Regions from separate parts of the Homo sapiens genome. Here region 1 is linked to region 2. The links are chromatin loops, found by intact Hi-C in ENCODE. Cell type or tissue: gastrocnemius medialis. All regions are shown on one strand. Each heading gives the region's core, and the rest is flanking DNA. Links, peaks and the distances in the headings are about the cores only.

Region 1 (10,113 bases), core at 1,127-9,126, 190 kb after region 2:
GGAGCTGCACCATTGTATTTTCCTATCAACAGTGTACAAGGGGTTCCAATTTCTCCATATCCTTGACAACACTATTTTATGGGGGTTTTGTTTCTCTGTTTTATAGTAGCCGTACTAATGGGTGTGAGGTGTATCTCATTGCGGTTTTGATTTGCATTTCCCTAATGATTTGTGATGCTGAGCTTCTTTTCATGTGTTTATTGGCTATGTGTGTATCTTTTTTTTGGAGAAGTGTCTATTTGGACCCTTTGCACATTTTTTTTTGAGACAGAGTCTCACTCTGTTACCCAGGCTGGAGTGCACTTGAATGATCTCAGCTCACTGCAGCCTCTGCCTCCCAGGTTCAAGTGATTCTCCTGCCTCAGCCTCCCAAGCAGCTGGGAATACAGGCACACACCACCGTGCCCAGCTACTTTTTTGTATTTTTAGTAGAGACGGGGTTTCATCATGTTGGCCAGGCTGGTCTCAAATTCCTGGCCTCAAGTGATCCACCCGCCTCCATCTCCCAATGTTCTGGGATTACAGGTGTGAGCCACTGCGCCTGGCTTCTTTGCTTATTTTTAAATTGGGCTGTTTGTTTTTTCCTTGTTGAGTTTTAGGAGTTCTCTATATACCCTAGATATTAATCCCTTATCAAATGTATGACTTACAAATATTTTCTCCTAATCTGTGGGTTGCTTTCTTATCTGCTGATAGTGTCTTTTGGTGCATAAAATTTAAAGATTTTCATGTAGTCCTATATGTATATTTTTTCTTTTGTTACCAGAGCCTTTAGTGTCATAGCCAAGAAATAACTGCCAAATCTAATGTCACGAAGCTTAATACTGAACCCATTTTGGTGGCCGTCCACAACATCCTCGTTGAGAGAAGGACTATGGCTGAATGACTAATAACTACCCCCTCTATCCAACACACACACACACACACACACACACACACACACACACAGAGAGACACACACAGCTCTTGGAAATAGCCCACAGGAGGGAGAATGTACTATCTGGGCTGCCAAGAGCCCTGGGTTCTAGCCTGTCCCCTACGACCAGTGTACCACTTTGGGCAACCTTGGGGCAAAGCCCTTGACTAATCCAGTTTCTGTTTCCCTCCACACCCTTCAATCAACAGCTCAAGGAACGACAAAGCAATCTTTATGGCTGTCATATTGGCTGGATTATAGGACTACAAATAAGGCCGTTTCTAAATAATTCCCAAACTGTTCAGATATGAAGGGTGTAATGGGCAGAGACTGGCATCGGCTGGGGAGCCGGACAAAGCAAGATTGCCAGAGGCCTTGGTAACTGCTTATGGTGGCTACACTGGCCTGGAACCAGTGCCAAGTCAAATATATGTACAAAGAGGAGGCTCAAATTCCCCTTCTCAGGCCAGCCCTGGCAGGCTTGCTGCCTCCACTGGAAAGATAGAAAGCAAAGGCACAGAGAGGTTAATGTAGCCACGTGAGCATCTATAGGGTAATCAAGAATTAACCCCATTAGGGCAACACCCAATTCCTAACTTCTTACAGGCTCTAAGTTACTGAATTTCTGCCAAATTGAGGTTTTCATTACCTTCCACAGAAAATGATTCTCCAAATGACATCATTATTATAATAACAGGTGGGGCTCTCCCTCTCCCTCTCCCTCTCCCTCTCCCCACGGTCTCCCTCTCCCTCTCTTTCCATGGTCTCCCCCTGATGCCGAGCCAAAGCTGGACTGTACTGCTGCCATCTTGGCTCACTGCAACCTCCCTGCCTGATTCTCCTGCCTCAGCCTGCCGAGTGCCTGCGATTGCAGGCGCGCGCCGCCACGCCTGACTGGTTTTCGTATTTTTTTGGTGGAGACGGGGTTTCGCCGTGTTGGCCGGGCTGGTCTCCAGCTCCTAACCGCGAGTGATCCGCCAGCCTCGGCCTCCCGAGGTGCCGGGATGGCAGACAGAGTCGTGTTCACTCAGTGCTCAATGGTGCCCAAGCTGGAGTGCAGTGGCGTGATCTCGGCTGGCTACAACCTCCACCTCCCAGCCGCCTGCCTTGGCCCCACAAAGTGCCGAGATTGCAGCCTCTGCCCGGCCGCCACCCCGTCTGGGAAGTGAGGAGTGTCTCTGCCTGGCCGCCCATCGTCTGGGATGTGAGGAGCCTCTCTGCCTGGCTGCCCAGTCTGGAAAGTGAGGAGCGTCTCTGCCCGGCCGCCATCCCATCTAGGAAGTGAGGAGCGTCTCTGCCCGGCCACCCATCGTCTGAGATGTGGGGAGCGCCTCTGCCCTGTCGCCCCGTCCGGGATGTGAGGAGCGTCTCTGCCCGGCCGCCCCGTCTGAGAAGTGAGGAGACCCTCTGCCTGGCAACCGCCCCGTCTGAGAAGTGAGGAGCCCCTCCGCCCGGCAGCCACTCCGTCTGGGAAGTGAGGAGTGTCTCCGCCCGGCAGCCACCCCGTCTGGGAGGGAGGTGGGGGGGTCAGCCCCCCGCCCGGCCAGCCGCCCCGTCCAGGAGGTGAGGGGCGCCTCTGCCCGGCCGCCCCTACTGGGAAGTGAGGAGCCCCTCTGCCCGGCCAGCCGCCCCATCCAGGAAGGATGTGGGGGGGTCAGCCCCCCGCCCGGCCAGCCGCCCCATCCGGGAGGTGAGGGGCGCCTCTGCCCGGCCGCCCCTACTGGGAAGAGAGGAGCCCCTCTGCCCAGCCAGCCGCCCCGTCCGGGAGGGAGGTGGGGGGTCAGCCCCTGGCCCGGCCAGCCGCCCCGTCCAGGAGGGAGGTGGGGGGGTAGCCCCCCGCCCGGCCAGCCGCCCCATCCGGGAGGTGAGGGGCGCCTCTGCCCGGCCTCCCCTACTGGGAAGAGAGGGGCGCCTCTGCCTGGCCGCCCCTACTGGGAAGAGAGGAGCCCCTCTGCCCGGCCAGCCACCCCATCCGGGAGGGAGGTGGGGGGGGTCAGCCCCCCGCCCGGCCAGCCGCCCCGTCCGGGAGGTGAGGGGCGCCTCTGCCCGGCTGCCCCTACTGGGAAGTGAGGAGCCCCTCTGCCCGGCCACCACCCCGTCTGGGAGATGTACTCAACAGCTCATTGAGAACGGGCCATGATGACAATGTGGAATAGAAAGGGGGGAAAGGTGGGGAAAAGATTGAGAAATCGGATGGTTGCCATGTCTGTGTAGAAAGAGGTAGACATGGGAGACTTTTCATTTTGTTCTGTACTAAGAAAAATTCTTCTGCCTTGGGATCCTGTTGATCTGTGACCTTACCCCCAACCCTGTGCTCTCTGAAACATGTGCTGTGTCCACTCAGGATTGAATGGATTAAGGGTGGTGCAAGATGTGCTTTGTTAAACAGATGCTTGAAGGCAGCATGCTCCTTAAGAGTCATCACCACTCCCTAATCTCAAGTACCCAGGGACACAAACACTGCGGAAGGCCGCAGGGTCCTCTGCCTAGGAAAACCAGAGACCTTTGTTCACTTATCTGCTGACCTTCCCTCCACTATTGTCCTGTGACCCTGCCAAATCCCCCTCTGCGAGAAACACCCAAGAATGATCAATAAAAAAAAAAAAAAGAAAGAAAAAGAAAATTGGAAAGGCTTCAGGATTGTCAGTTAAATATAATTGTTTTTGCCTGGGTCTACTGACAGACAGGTTTACATTGTCTCTATTACTTTTTTTTTTTTTTTTTTTTTTTTTTTTAATTTGTTTTTTGTTTTTGAGCTGGAGTTTTGCTCTCATTGCCCAGGCTGGAGTGCAGTGGTGAGATCTCAGCTCACCACAACTTCCGTCTCCCAGGTTCAAGTGATTCTCCTGCCTCAGCCTTCCGAATAGCTAAACTACAGGTGTATGCCACCATACTTGGCTAATTTTTGTGTTTGTAGTAGAAACAGGATTTCACCATGTTGGCTAGGCTGGTCTCGAACTCCTGACCTCAAGTGATCTGCCCACCTTGGCCTCCCAAAGTGCTGGGATTACAGGCATGGGCCACCGTGCCCAGCCTATTACATGTTTTAAGGTCATAAAACTGCTACTTCTGGAATATTTCTTAAACTTGCTTGATTTGTCTAAATTGAGCTAAAGCTGTAAGGTCTGGCTGCTGGGCTCCCTGAAACCTTGCACATATCTTACTGTATGACTGTATTTCGTTTTGAGTCTCTGGATTCTGGGGTTTGGACAGATGACCATAGTGAGGCCTGCAGAAATATATGCATGTCCTCAGTGTTTGGACTGCCAGCTGCAAGGCAGAGCCAAACCCAATATGGCCCCATCATCCCTGGCTCAGCTGTGCTACCTGGCCATGCTGGAAGGGGTTTGATCTTCCAGGAATTTGCTTCACAGCTCTTTCCTGTCCCAAGCTCTATGCCTGATGTGTAAATTCAGGACCCAAAAGGGCACAAAAAAGCAATAACTACTAAATATAAAGAAAACAACTCTGTATACAGCATGTATAAAGAAAAGCAAGATATATTTGGGGAGATAAAAGTTGTAAAGGCATTAAGATGTGTGTTTGTTGAGAAAAAATAAATTTGTGCATTTAAGAAGTTAAAAAAAAAAATAACAGGTGGGACTGTTGGGGCTTCTAGGAAATTAGCTAGCCATCAGCTTGCTACCTTAGATTCTTGGCATTGTTTAATTTAAATGTTTGGTTTCAATTATTTGTGAGCAAACCAGAATGTTCATGGTATATATTAGTCATTGTGCTGGGTCCAGATGTAAATCATGGCCCTGGGAAGCTGGTATGCTGGGAAGAATAACAACAGTCTGTAAGCCTAGCCTGCTGCCCAGCAGGTACAGGTCAACACTTGTCACCTATCCTGACATTCTCCAGGGATAATTTTTTTTAAAAAATGGCTTTCTACAAGATACACTCGTTGAAAAATAAGCCGACTTGTGTTGGTGATAAAAGGGAAGAGGAAGACAAGTCTAAGTGTGTGTTAGTTCTTAAGCCAAAAAACAGAAGTTTCAGATCAACTGAAGAGTGGAAGATTAGACTCAGTGGTGGCTCAGAGCCTAAAAGTGACAGACTCCACCTAATTCCTAACGAGTAATAAGAAAAAGCAATCTATAAAACCATTTCAAGCAATCAACAGCAACACTAATAACAGAAAACACCTCTTTGGTAAGCGAGAGAAGAAACTTCAGAGACATCAAAAAGTGTTTAATGTGTAGCATGAAGACGTAACCCTTAATGGAAATGGGGTTCTGGAGTAAGGCAATTACCTGAACAAAGATTTCCACACATACAAATTTAAGGATCACGAAGGTCTCCAGCTGTCAGTCTGGAGAAGATCAGAGGCCCCCCGGCCTCCTTCCACCAACCTGCTCATCAATTTCACGCCCCTCTCCCAGCCCATCCCAATTGGGACGTCATAGTCGTGTGCCATCTAGTGGTCAATATGATTACTGCATGTAACTGCCTGGGGCTTTCTGTTTTGGTTTTATTAAGCTTTCACTAACTCATTGTTATAATATGTCTGGTGCTGAGAATATAATAGAGAACACGATAGACACGGCCCTTCCTTCAGGAACCTCACAGTATAGCAGGGTGAATTAAACACATAAAATACAATATGAGAGGTACAATCAAGACATATTAAGGGAGGTAAGGGAGCCCTGAGGAAGGACACCTAATCTAGATTTGGTGATTGGAGGAGGCTTCCCAGAGGGAGGGCCATTAATGCTGGGATCTGAAGGATAAGCAGAAGTTTGTTAAGCAAAGGAGGGGAAGGAAACAGACAGCATTTCAGGCAGAAAGGTGAGGTATGCCTAAAAGCCAGGTGTCAAGAGAGCACAACCAGCTCATGTTGGGTGCAAAGCTTTGTTAAGAACTTTGAACTTGGCAGGGTGCGGTGGCTCATGCCTGTAATCCCAGCACATTGGGAGGCTGAGGCAGGTGGATCACCTGAGGTCAGGAGTTTTAGACCAGCCTGGCCAACATGGTGAAACCCTGTTTCTACTAAAAATACAAAAAAAAAAGTTAGGTGTGGTGACAGGTGCCTGCAGTCCCAGCTACTTGGGAGGATGAGGCAGGAGAATTGCTTGAACCTGGGAGGTGGCGGTTGCAGTGAGCTGAGATTGCACCGTTGTACTCCAGCCTGGGTGACAGAGTGAGACTCTGTCTAAAAAAATAATAATAATAACTTTGAACTTCATTCATGGGGCTGTGAGAGCCATTTCTTTTCAGGGACAAATGAAGAAAGCCTATAGAATTTGAATTTCTCCTGGGCCCTGGCTTATACCTCTTACCTCTTAGAGTCCAGACACTCACAACCCACCCCCTGAAGAGTGGAATGATGTTATTCTTTAAATTTTTGTTTTATTCCCAGGCATGAGTTGCTTATCCACATGCCCTTGATCTCTCCTTTCCCTGTGTCAGCAAAGAAGTTTGTCTAGCGTTGTCATCATTTCTGAGCTAGGGCAGAGCTTCAGCTCCTGCAATAATAGATCTGGCAATGCCAAACTCCTTTCTAGCGCCAAAGTCCTTAATGGGGGAGACAGTGGCTACTGTCAGTGTAAGGTCCTGGGGACCTCATGCTTCAGTATCCCCTGGGGTATTTAACAAAGCAGATTCCCAGACCTTCCCATCCTCACTCAGGGGATGTGGGTCCCTGGAATGGGCTCCTGTGCCCTGGTGATCCTGGGGCTCACTTGGGTTAGAAGCACTGGTGTGGCGATTGGGGCACAGGCCCTGGGGTTAGTTCCCTCCTACAACTCTGTCTAGCCCTGCCTCCCACTGTGTGTGACTCAGCTGTTTGGTCTCAGGCCAGTTACTTCATCTCCCTAAGCCACTGGTTTCTATTCTTGAAAATGGGAATAATAATCATAAAACCTACCCAACAGCATTATTGAGAAGATTCGATGAGATTATGTATGTAATGAGGCTGGCACAGAGTCTGGCAAATAGGAAGTACTCATCAAAGCTTAAAGAACATCAACTGTTGTGTCTGGGACACATTACAGTCATAAAGGGGATGGGAGTTAACACCAGGCCATGGGCTTGGATCCTCAGGGGCTGGAATTTAGAGGGGTGGGTTGCCAAGGGGAGGAGAGAAGACCTAGGGGGTCGGATATCTCACTCAGAGAGGTGTTGAGAGCCAGCAAGCCAGAGAGGCAGACTGCCCCTGGACAGCTGGGAGCAGAGGGTTGTAAGTGCACCGCAGAGTGGGTGGAAATGAAATCTTCATGAAATGCTCAGAGAATCTGACAGGAAGCTTCCCTCTGCTAACACTGCTTTTCAATGACTCTTATCGACACAAACCAGCCAAAGCAAAAGAGGGAATTTTGAGTTTATTTAATTGAAAAGGCCAAGGGTAGATATGAATCTGGTGTAAACACTGCCATCAGGAACCAGTCTCCAATTCTCAGCTCTACTTCTGCCCATCTTAGCTTTGTTCTCAGGCTGGCTTGCTCTATGTATTGACAAAAGTCAACCAGCAGCTCTAAGTGTAGTTCTGCAGGTAACAAGCCCAGCCCAGAGACAGCACCTCTCTCCTGATAGCATCAGCAAAAATCTTGAGGCTGACGTTCATTGGCTTAACTTTGGGCCACTTGCCCATCTCTGAACCAATCACTGTGACCAGAAAAATGGAATTTTCTGATTGGCCAGATCTGTTTCTTGTGTTCAATTTTGCATCCAGGGTTGGTTCAGCCCCACCCAAATTACACGGAGTGAGCATAAAGAGTTCCCTAAATAAAAATAAGGGCCCTGTTTCTGGGAGAAGAGATGGAGGACAAGCCAAACAAAACTGAGGCATCCTCAATTTGCCCATGTGTGAGACACCCTCTTGCCATTGGTCCCTGGAGCCAGGCTGTTCTTGGGCGCCTGAACATCCGTTTTCAGTTCTGCTGCAGCCCCCACAGGCTTGGTCCTTGGGAAGGGGAGTCTTCCAGCACTGGGTAGCAGGCAGGAGTCACCTCCCCCACAGAGAGCAGTGACACCACAGATGGTGCTTGCTGAAAAGGCAGTTCTAGGGAGTAGCAGGCACAGGTGGTGCTGCACAAGCCCCTAGCTAGATTCCCCTAATGTCCTTCAAGAGAGGCTGTAAAAGGAGAAAAAGAAAATCAGAGACTTTATGAGGGTAGGGGAATGAGGACAGGCTAAAAGACTACGACTCCTCAACCACGGCGGCTGCCGACCCTGGGGAGCTGATGGCCCTGGACTAGGAGGCGCTAGGGACTATGTCCCTGCTCTGCCACTCTGGCCCTCCCTTCACCCTAGATCATCCCGCTGCACCCCAGCCCATTCTGAACTGTGCATTCCTGTGAGCACGCTCCCTCACTCCCTCACTCTTGGCACACACACACATCTCCCGGCCCTCGCACTCATTCAACCAGCTTAGGGCCTACAGAGGGCCATGCTCCATGCCAGGAGCTACCATGGCTCCCCAGGAAGAGCCTACCTCATGGAACCTCATGGAACACACAATTCAAGAAAGTGCAATGAGGGCCATGTTTTATGAATGCACTCTTTATTTTTATTGCACTTTTATTGCATTAAATCATACATTAAGTGATTCTCCTTGTAAACTATTCCAATCATACATTTACTACTGAAGCCACTTAACTCCCCTCTCCCCAGCCAGGCCCCTCCCTCAAAGTAAGTAGTCTGTTATCCATTTGATGGATAGCTGTTGAAATATTTTTCTACATGTATACATCCTAATATGTTCACATGCAGGAATATATAGCTTTAGTTTTGTTGACATCTTTTGAAGAGGTCTGAAAGGGTATCCAGTGAGAAGTCTCCCTCTTACCTCATCCCTCAGCTGTCCCTTCCTCTCCCAGAGCAGCCAGCCAGGTCACCAGTTTCCAGCATTTCCTTCCAGCTAGGCTAGGCCAGGAGTCAGCAAACTTTGTCTGTAAAGGGCCAGATCGTAAATACTTCAGGCTTTGCAGGCTAATGGTCTCTGCCCCAACTGCTTAACTCTGCCATTGTATTGCAAAGGCAGCCATAGACAATATATAAATGAATGAATGTGGCTGTATGCCAATAAAACTTTATTTATAGACACAGAAATTTGAATGTCATATCATTTTCAAGTGTCATGAAATATTATTCTTCTTTAGTTTTTCAACTACTTAAAAATCTAAGCACCATTCTTAGCTCCCTGCTGTACCAAGACAGGTGGCAGACTGGATTTGACATGTGAACTGGAGCTTGCCGACTCCTGGTCTGTGCATATGAAAACCAAGTAGGGATGGACGTTCTTTCCCCTCTTTTTTACATGAGGGGAACCTGCTATGCTAAAGTGCTTTTCTCACTTTGCAATATATCTTAGAGATCATGCCACATGAGTTTGTACAAAAGGTCCTTGTTTTTGCCTTTGGCATAACATTACATTGTATTCCATTAGTATATTTTACCGTAATTTCCTTAGCCAATCACTTACTTACCGGTATCAGGCTATTTCCTTCTGCTACTTAAAAACAATGTTGCATTGAAAACATTGTACATATTTGTATATGTTTTTATAAGATTTTATTGAAATATAGTTAATGTACCACCTAATTCACCCTTTTTAAGTGTACATTTCGATGGTTTTTAGTATATTTAGAGAGCTGTACAACCAATTTCACAGTAAATTTTAAAACATTTTAATTACTCCAGAAAGAAATTCCACACCCCTTAGCTCTCATCTTTCAGTCCTGTCCACCCCTTCCAGCTCAAGACAACCACTATTTTCTGTCTCTACGGATTTGCTTATTTTGGACATTCATATAAATGGAATCATACAATACGTGGTATTTTGTGAATGGCTTTGTTGATTTTGCATAAACTTGTTAAGACTTATCCATGTTGTAGCATGCACCAGTACTTCATTCCTTTTGATTGCAGAATAATGTTCCATTGGATGGCTATACAGTATTTTATTTATCCATTCACCAGTTCTTGGGTTATTATAATAATGCTGCTATGAACATTCACGTATGAATTTTTGTATGAAAACATGTTTTTATTTCTGTTGGTTACATACCTAGGAGTGGAATTGCTGGATCACATGGCCATTCTATGTTTAACCATTTGAGGAACTGTCAGACTATTTTCCAAGTGGCTGCACCATTTTACGTTCCCATTTGCAGTATATGAGGGTTCCAATTTCTCCACATCCTCACCAACATTTGTCTTTATATTTTGTTTTGGTTTTTTTAGACAGAGTCTTG
Region 2 (8,032 bases), core at 1-8,000:
TGTGAAATGGTTACCATAATTAAGCTAATTAATATATCCATCACCTCACATAGCCATGGTTAAGTTTCTGAAGTCTCTTTTAATCTACAAAGTACTCCTTCCTTTTTTCCATTGTCATCACCTTGCAGAAACAGAGTCAGTTTTCCCACATTCTGTATTTATCTGTTTGTTTCTTTGTGGCCGCATGTAACACATTCCTCTGTCTCATTCTAATAAATGGACATTAGCTCTAGAACTTTTCTTCCTTCCACACTGAATGTTATGCAGAAACTAATATATTAAAACAGTTGCTTTGAGGAGAGGGAGCCACATGGTTTCCCCAAACGGTAAACCACTCATCTACTGTAATCTCTCTTTTTAGACACATGAGGAAATTGAAGGCCAGTGAGAAGACGGGGCTGGGCCAAGTTCCTGGCACAGTTCCCTGGCTTCCCTCCAGGAGATGCCCAGGATCACAGAGAACATAGTGTACAGGGCAGCCACATCCTGGTGGCCTCCACAGTAGATCAATCTGGGCTCCTGACGCATGGGCCCTGCTCATGTTTGCAGGTGGTGATGTCAATAGAGAACTGGGTCTGGAACTTGCATCTTTAAACTCCCAAACTAGATGTTCTGCCCTGCTGCAATGCACACCCTGATAGCAGTGGTCTTTAAGCAGAGGCCTGTCCTAAGAACATCACGTTTGGTGGTTACATGGCAGAGTAGCAAGGAGAAATAAGTGTCACTCAGGAACACACGGGCATTGATGTTGCTGGTCCTGACTCTGCTGCCATGTTTCTGAGTCCCTTCGGCAGGTTCCTTCTGCTCCACTTCCCAGCCTTCCCAATCTGTCAAAAAAAGGTCAAGATCCTTGCAGTGCCTCTCTCAGAGGACTATGGTTAGCACCAAATGAGACTGAGCTGAATGAGGATCACAGCTGATGCTGATTAAGTACTTACCATGTCCTAGGTACTGTGCACGATCTAATTTCATCCTAACAACAATACTCCAAGGGAGAAACTGTTACTAGCTCCATTTATCACATGGTGAGGAGCAGACTTAGAGAGGTTAGAAAACCTGCCCGAGGACACCTAGCTGATAAGCGGTAGAGCCAAGTTTCAAAGCCAAGCAGCTTAGGCCAGGCGTGGTGGCTCAATGCCTGTAATCCCAGCACTTTGGGAGGCCGAGGTGGATGGATCAACTAAGGTCAGGAGTTTGAGACCAGTCTGGCGAACATGGTGGAAACCCTGTCTCTACTAAAAATACAAAAATTAGCTGGGTGTGGTGGCGGGTGCCTGTAATCCCAGCTACTTGGGAGGCTGAGGCAGGAGAATCATTTGAATCCAGGAGGCAGAGGTTCCAGTGAGCCGAGATTGCACCATTGCACTCCAGCTGGGCAACAAGAGCGAGACTCCATCACAAAAAAAAAAAAAAAAAGCCAAGCAGCTTGACACCAGAACCCCAGAACCCCAGCTTGTAAGCATTTTCCTTGTACCATACTGCTTCTGCAAATCAGGTTTTATTGTTGTTTTTAAAGAACATAAGAACATAAAGGACCTTTGAGTTCAGCTAAGCAAATTGTTTCATATTTGGGAAAACCAGGGACCAAGGAGGTGGTCTGCCCAATTCACACAATACAGAAGTGGCAGAGATGGGTCCCAAAGGCAGGTCTTGAGGCTCTGCATCTGCCATCCTATTCCTTGCACTACGGGTAGGATCTACTCAGGAATTCCTGACTGATGGGGCCAGTGCCCTGCAGTGAACGGAAAGGCAGGCCTGTTCTCCTGAAGCTTACAACAGATGGGCAACAGGTACTGAGCCCTCAATCACACACATATTCTCATCACACCAGAGAACTCTGCCCCTAAGTGGAAACGTTCCTATTAATTTTAATGGGAAAAAATCATGATGTGTTCCCTTGCAATCAAAGAAATCCAAACAATCTTTACAGATGGGGAAAATAAATCACCTGAACAAGGAGAATATATGTATGAGTTTGTATGAGTTTATGTAATAAATAGCAACCTGAAAATAGTTTGCACATAACATAAAATGTAATCATTCATTGCACCTGTTCTTATTTTATTTATTTATTTTGAGATGGAGTCTTGCTCTGTTGCCCAGGCTCTGTTGCCACGACCTTGGCTCACTGCAACCTCCGCCTCCCGGGTTCAAGCGATTCTCCTGCCTCAGCCTCCCGAGTAGCTGGGATTACAGGCGCCCCTCACCACGCCGGGCTAATTTTTGTATTGTTAGTAGAGATGGGGTTTCACCACGTTGGCCAGGCTAGTCTCGAACTCCTAACCTCAGGTGATCCGCCCGCCTCAGCCTCCCAAAGTGCTGGGATTACAGATGCGAGCCACCGCGCCCAGCCTGTTCTTGTTTATATATAATTCTCTTTGCCAGTGTTTCAACCCTTTGGGGCTTATGGGTGTCTGGCATTTAAAAATAAAGTTAAAGCACAAAAAACAGCTTTAGGGCAAAATACAGGCTAACCCCTTTGAGACGTGAGGAAATAACACACAGGCACGCAACTGAGAGTCTTGGAAGATGCCACTTCCTCACCCTACTTGCTGGAAGTACACAAAGGAAAATGTTCTGAGCTCATTCAATTACCGCACACAATGCAGGCCTGCTCTCTATGAGATCCTCTGACCAGAAACCATTTTGTAATTACAAATTGATGAGTGTTTTGCCTGGAACCACAATGCCAAAATACCTCCTACAGTGCATTTATTCAATGTGCTTATGTGAAAGTTGATATACCAAAACAAGGAAGTCTTTGTTCAGAAAGTGGTATAGCTTTATAAAAGTCAGGGCAAAAAGTCGTTCATGGAACAGCTGTTATGTGAGATGAGTCTGAATGGTTATTTTATTTATTTATTATATTTTATTTACTTTACTTTTTCAGAGATGGGGGTCTCACTATGTTGCCCAGGCTGGCCTTGAACTCCTGGGCTCAAGTGATCCCCCACCTCAGCCCCTGTGCCTGGCACGAATGGATATTATGAACTGTGAAAAGTGCTCTGAAGGAGGGAGAAGTGTGGTGAGGTGAGGAGCAGACATCATCCGGGGTCTTATCTGAGAAGGTGACGCTGAAAACTGAAATCTCTTCCCCATTTAGTGGTCAGAGTGTCCCTCAATGAGCTCCCAGGACCAACAAGGAAAAACACACATGGGCAAAGCTGTGGGTGGTATTTTGTTTTTAATCTCCATAGTGTATTTGTTAAGTTTATTTATAAGCAGATCACTTCACTATTTACAGTACATGAGCATAGAGATTCTACAGTTTCTGTGATGTAAACAATAACCCCACAGTGGGAGTTTGAGAAAAGAAGCCAGTTCTGAAGTATTTACAGACATTAAAATAGAACTTTATACTCACAGAATAATAATACATAGAGCAATTTGGTTAAATTATCTAGGAAACTATAGAATCTGACAATGTACAAATACAAGAAAACATTTTCTCATTTAGAAGGTAAGACAGAGAAATCACACCAGAAATAAAATAGGGACGATGACAACCACAATATGTAAAAGCAAAGAAGGTTTCCTCCTTGCCTCTTACGGATAAAGTATTTATATAAATAAGGACACAACCCAACAAAATGGAAAAAATATATAAAAATCCTCTACCAATTAAAAAAAATAGCAAAACTAAAAACTTGATTCTCAATCATTAGCAGTGTCCTTTAAAAAATTAAAATTTAGCTTTCTATTATAAATAACAAAGCAGATGTGTCCCTCTGTGTAGGTGAAATTCTTGCACCTTTCTCAATAAATGCATCAATGTAATTCCACACACACACACACACACAAACACACACACACAGGCACAGACGTGTGTATGTGTGCACAGATACACACACACACACCCCCACCACAAACACAGCCTTACACTCACGCACTCAGGCCGTAGTTACCTTGTTAAGCTTCCTAATAAATAATGCCCCCTACAGTAGTACCCCCGGGGATGACAAAACCTCACAGGTTTAGCCATTCCTTGGTTTGACCCTGTCGCAGAGTCAGGGAAAGCCCTGGCTCCTATTGCTCAGAATTCTCTAGGCTGTGTGGTCACACCAAGAGAAAATAATTTGAGTCCAAGATTTGGAAATGCTGGAAAGGACCATAGGGACCACCTTGCCCAGTTGATTAAGGCTGGCTACAGACACCTTCTTTAGAAACCTGGGGTTGGGGAGAGGGCTCGTGTTGGTTTCAACATTAGCAGCTGCCTCTGGAAGAAGCAGATGCTCCAAGCCAATGCTAACAACATGGCACAAGGAGGCGAGGGGGTGGGTGTGAATTCCAGAGCAGACTGCACTAAGCTGGACTTCTGGATGGTCATCTTCCCCAGAAACCATTTGGAAATCCAAGCAGTCTATTCCCCTGCTGCACATACCACCTTGTCCACGCTCCCCTTGAGATTTCCCACCTGTTTCCATTGGAATCAGAACATCCCTCAAGAAACAAAGTTGGGAATAGTTTATGACTTTTTATTCCTAACACAAAAACATTTGACAAGATTTTAAAAATACAAAATACAGAAACAAAAAATTGAACAAAAAAAACTATTTGGCTATTCGGGGATCATATCAAAGATCATGGCCAGGCCCCCCACAAAATCCTTACACCCAACTTCTTATCTTGCCTTGAGGGCAGAATTCGGACCACCCAGCAAAGGTTTACTTAACAAGGTCAGCAGCTGGGCTGCCAGTATTGCAGTTACAGTAAACCCTTCCCGGGCACCTGGACCTCTCCTGGTCCACTCCTGTCTCTTCTGCCCACAGGACAGCTAGTGCATTTCTCAGTTCTGCGTGAGAGTCTACTAAGTGGCTGCTTCTGGAGTCTTCTGACCCTAGTGTTGCACTGATCTCTGAACACAAAGGCAGTTCGTTCAGGCCATTATATTTCATTCCCAAAGTTCACGATGGACAGCAGGGTGGCCGAAAGGATTTATTTGCCTTCCATCTGGGTAGCTGGTGGAGACAACCTTTGGCCACTAGATGGCGACCGCATGTTGATAAGGCAAAGTGCTGAGGTGGAAACTGACCAATTCCCTTCACAAGTAACCAATGAGCAAGGGTGGTCAAGTGAAAAAGGAAGCTTTTGTAAGCCGCCTTGGAGACTCCTTTGACCAAAAATACAGCCCAGGGGGGTTCTAGTTATATAAACCCCTCTTTGAGGAGTTGTTGCACAGCCCAGGGACCGACCACCTATAAAACCTATTTTCCAAGCCCCAAATTTGGGCAGTTGGATTTTTGTACTCCTTCCGGATGTGCAAAGCATACTGATGAAACAGAGTATCTGAAAAGCTGTCCCCAGGAATCACGAAGGCTCAGTCACTGCTGCTATACCATTAAAGAAACAAAAAACAAAAGCTGCCCTAAACATATGCAGCGCGATCAATGCCTCCTGTTGCCCCATATGTTTTACAATCATTTGAAAGAAATGTGTGAAAAGCTCCTAAGCTGTTTTTCTTTAAAAAAAAAAAAAAAAAGTGTATTGCTAGTATTGTCTGAGAACAAGAGAGAAACAGCCAAATGGTCACAACATTCGGATTAACAGCTATCCAGTGGGGACAAAGACAAGGTTAATGTGAGATTTGACATCGTTACCTAGCCAAGTTGGGGGTTTAATTCCTTACTGTCCCCACTAGAAACTATGGCTTAGATCTGTCCCGGGGAGCTGGTCTTCTTGGATAAGGCAACTCAGCCAGGACACAGTGGGATTGAACCTACTGCTGGTTGGTTCTTGCAGAGAACCCTCACCCTGAACAGGAGCTGGGTCAAGTCAGAGAATGGAATCAGTTTCAAGGAGGAGTGATGGATTCCCAATGCTCCTGGTTGGGGATCTGAGCCTCTCAGAGGTGAAAGGGACTTTAATGCTCATATTCAACATTCTCATTTGGTAGATGAGGAAACAGGGGCCCAAGGTCACATAGCAAGTAAGAAACATTAGGGTTTCTGATTCTGAGATGGCTTACAGTTAAGTGACTTACTCTACAAACTCATTTCACTCAGCTGGGCTGTTTTCATCTTTCTGTAAAGGTAGGTACCAAGATCTAAACCCATGGCTCCCTGTTTCAAGGGCTTCCAACAAAAGGCCAGCAAAGGGTTGGCCCCAGCACTGGCTCTCCTGCTGCTGACATCTCCAAAGGCATCTCTGCTCTCTCCTACCTGACAGCAGCCCCATTCCCAAACTCCCTGTCCCAGTCTCTAGAAGATCACTTCACACAGCCAAAGGAGACTCGTATTTTCCAGTGTAGAAACACGGACCCAGGCTGAAGTGTTGGGGTTTTCTCAAAGTGCTTTTATTGTTTAATGCAAAGTCAGCCTTTGCCTACTTCCTGGGTGTCTTGTAGCCGGCTCAGGGCCTCCCCCATCCCATGGTGGTTCTGGGCCAAGGACACATCCATGCATGTGGGTTTCCAACTCTGCAGCTCCCCTCCATTTACCCGGTACCTCCAAACTTGACGAGCAGACCTGGAGCCCATCTGTGTGTAAAAACCCCTCAGGGACTAGGGGACTAACTTTGACATATTGCACATGCACTAGTTTTCTTCTTCCCCATTGGTAAGGATGACAGGGTCCCTCTTCTTTGGCCAGGGAAACCATGACATTCACTTTCTTTGCTGTTGTACATCCAATTTCTTTCCTTAATCATATCTGATGCTGGGATGTGGGTAACCCCAAACTGAAGGCAGCTGCTAAATCTCAAATGCTAAAAAAATACTGCAATTTTGACATCAGTGAGTCAGATCAATACATCCTCTGGGGCTGATTTTGCTTCACAGTTAGGATGAGCCATCTCTTAAGCTGCAGGCTCAAATGGGATTAACTGAACTCTATACCTGGGATGGGCCATGGACTGAGCTGTCCATGCAGAAGGACCAGGCTGTCCATGCCTTCCCTGCCCTTTTACTCACCACTGCACAGCAGCCCCAGTGGGCCTACTGCACATGTCTAGGAGAAATCACTCTAAGAAAACCAACAGGAACAGGCTTTAGGCAACAAGAGACGTCTCACTGCATCTCCTCCCACGTCAGAACTTGAGTACTGGGTCTTTGCAGCTCAGAGCATTCCTCCCTTCCTTCTCCTGCCCGCAAAGCCCTGCCTCTCTCCTGAGTACATATGACACTCCATGCTGCAAGATTTCAAGGCAGATGCAGGTATCTTATGGGTGCTTTTTGACTCAAAGCAGCTTTTTGGTTGAGGGGGCAAGTTGTGACGGAGCAGGGGGTGGGGGCCTTAGCTGCACTCCATCCACTCATATTCTTTAACTCTTTGATGCATTTTCCTTCGGTAACCAGAGCCCCCGAGAATGGGGATTCTGATTCAGCCTTGTACAGACTGAGGAAGGAGATGGAAGAATTCCACTTAGTGGTTGGATCAGACATTTTTGGAAAACACCAGCACGGCACAGAAACGGACAGTACGACCTGCCCTGTGCGGGCGGCTATCGACACAGTCTACAGCAAGCTTTATGGCGATCACATGTAAACATCATCAAGAGCAAACACTAGGACAGAGCTACAACGAGATGGTTGCCAATGGCAGCTGCTCCCTCTGGGTTACTCCTCAATTTGGTGGGAAAGAGACCAAGGTTCACTCGTTTTTCTGAATAGACCTTGGAGTTGCCCTAAATAATACACAGCACCGAATGAGTCCTTCGGGATAGAGGTTGTCTGCAGGGTCGGTAAATTTTAGAACTTGTAGCATTTTATGTACGGGATAGCAAGTAGAGACTACTCGATGCCCTTGGCAGGCAGCGTCCCCTAGCCCTGACTTTAGGTATGTCATGTCCCAATGCCACGCTCAGGTCTCTGCTCAAGGGCCAACGTCTAAGCTAACTACAAGTGTCCTAGGTTAATCTGACATGAAAGGACAGCTTTAGCTGACCCCAAAGCAGGGAGGGACAGACTGGTCCTTTGCTAAAACTCTCCATTTCTTTACTCTAAAGTATCACCAGCCCAAGGCTGACCCTTTGACCAAGAGCAATCAAGGAAGAAGCAAATAGGAGGGGCTAAGAGATCATATATGGACCAACTCCT

Evidence for each region. Peaks named below come from ENCODE experiments on the same cell type or tissue, not always from the same donor. Only the 100,000 strongest peaks of a DNase experiment are listed, where the experiment ranks them.
Region 1: a loop joins it to region 2, with 4 times the contacts of the local background. A loop is called at or near these places in 3 of 110 quality-filtered maps.

The regions. Positions count from the first base shown.
Region 1 is chr5:149,662,948-149,673,060 of GRCh38, reverse strand. No RefSeq gene overlaps it. Among named protein-coding and RNA genes, the nearest start is that of PPARGC1B, 62 kb to the left of the region's middle. In gastrocnemius medialis, for the core only: a CTCF peak has its summit at 5,341 (motif pointing left); DNase peaks (open chromatin) are centred at 6,660 and 8,753; H3K27ac peaks cover 2,135 bases.
Region 2 is chr5:149,850,156-149,858,187 of GRCh38, reverse strand. It overlaps PPARGC1B (PPARG coactivator 1 beta), which reads right to left. Exons shown (of 12, transcript NM_133263.4): 12 at 3,166-8,032. It overlaps PDE6A (phosphodiesterase 6A), which reads left to right. Exons shown (of 22, transcript NM_000440.3): 22 at 1-235. Among named protein-coding and RNA genes, the nearest start is that of PDE6A, 91 kb to the left of the region's middle. In gastrocnemius medialis, for the core only: a CTCF peak has its summit at 4,978 (motif pointing right); DNase peaks (open chromatin) are centred at 457 and 4,967; H3K27ac peaks cover 4,981 bases.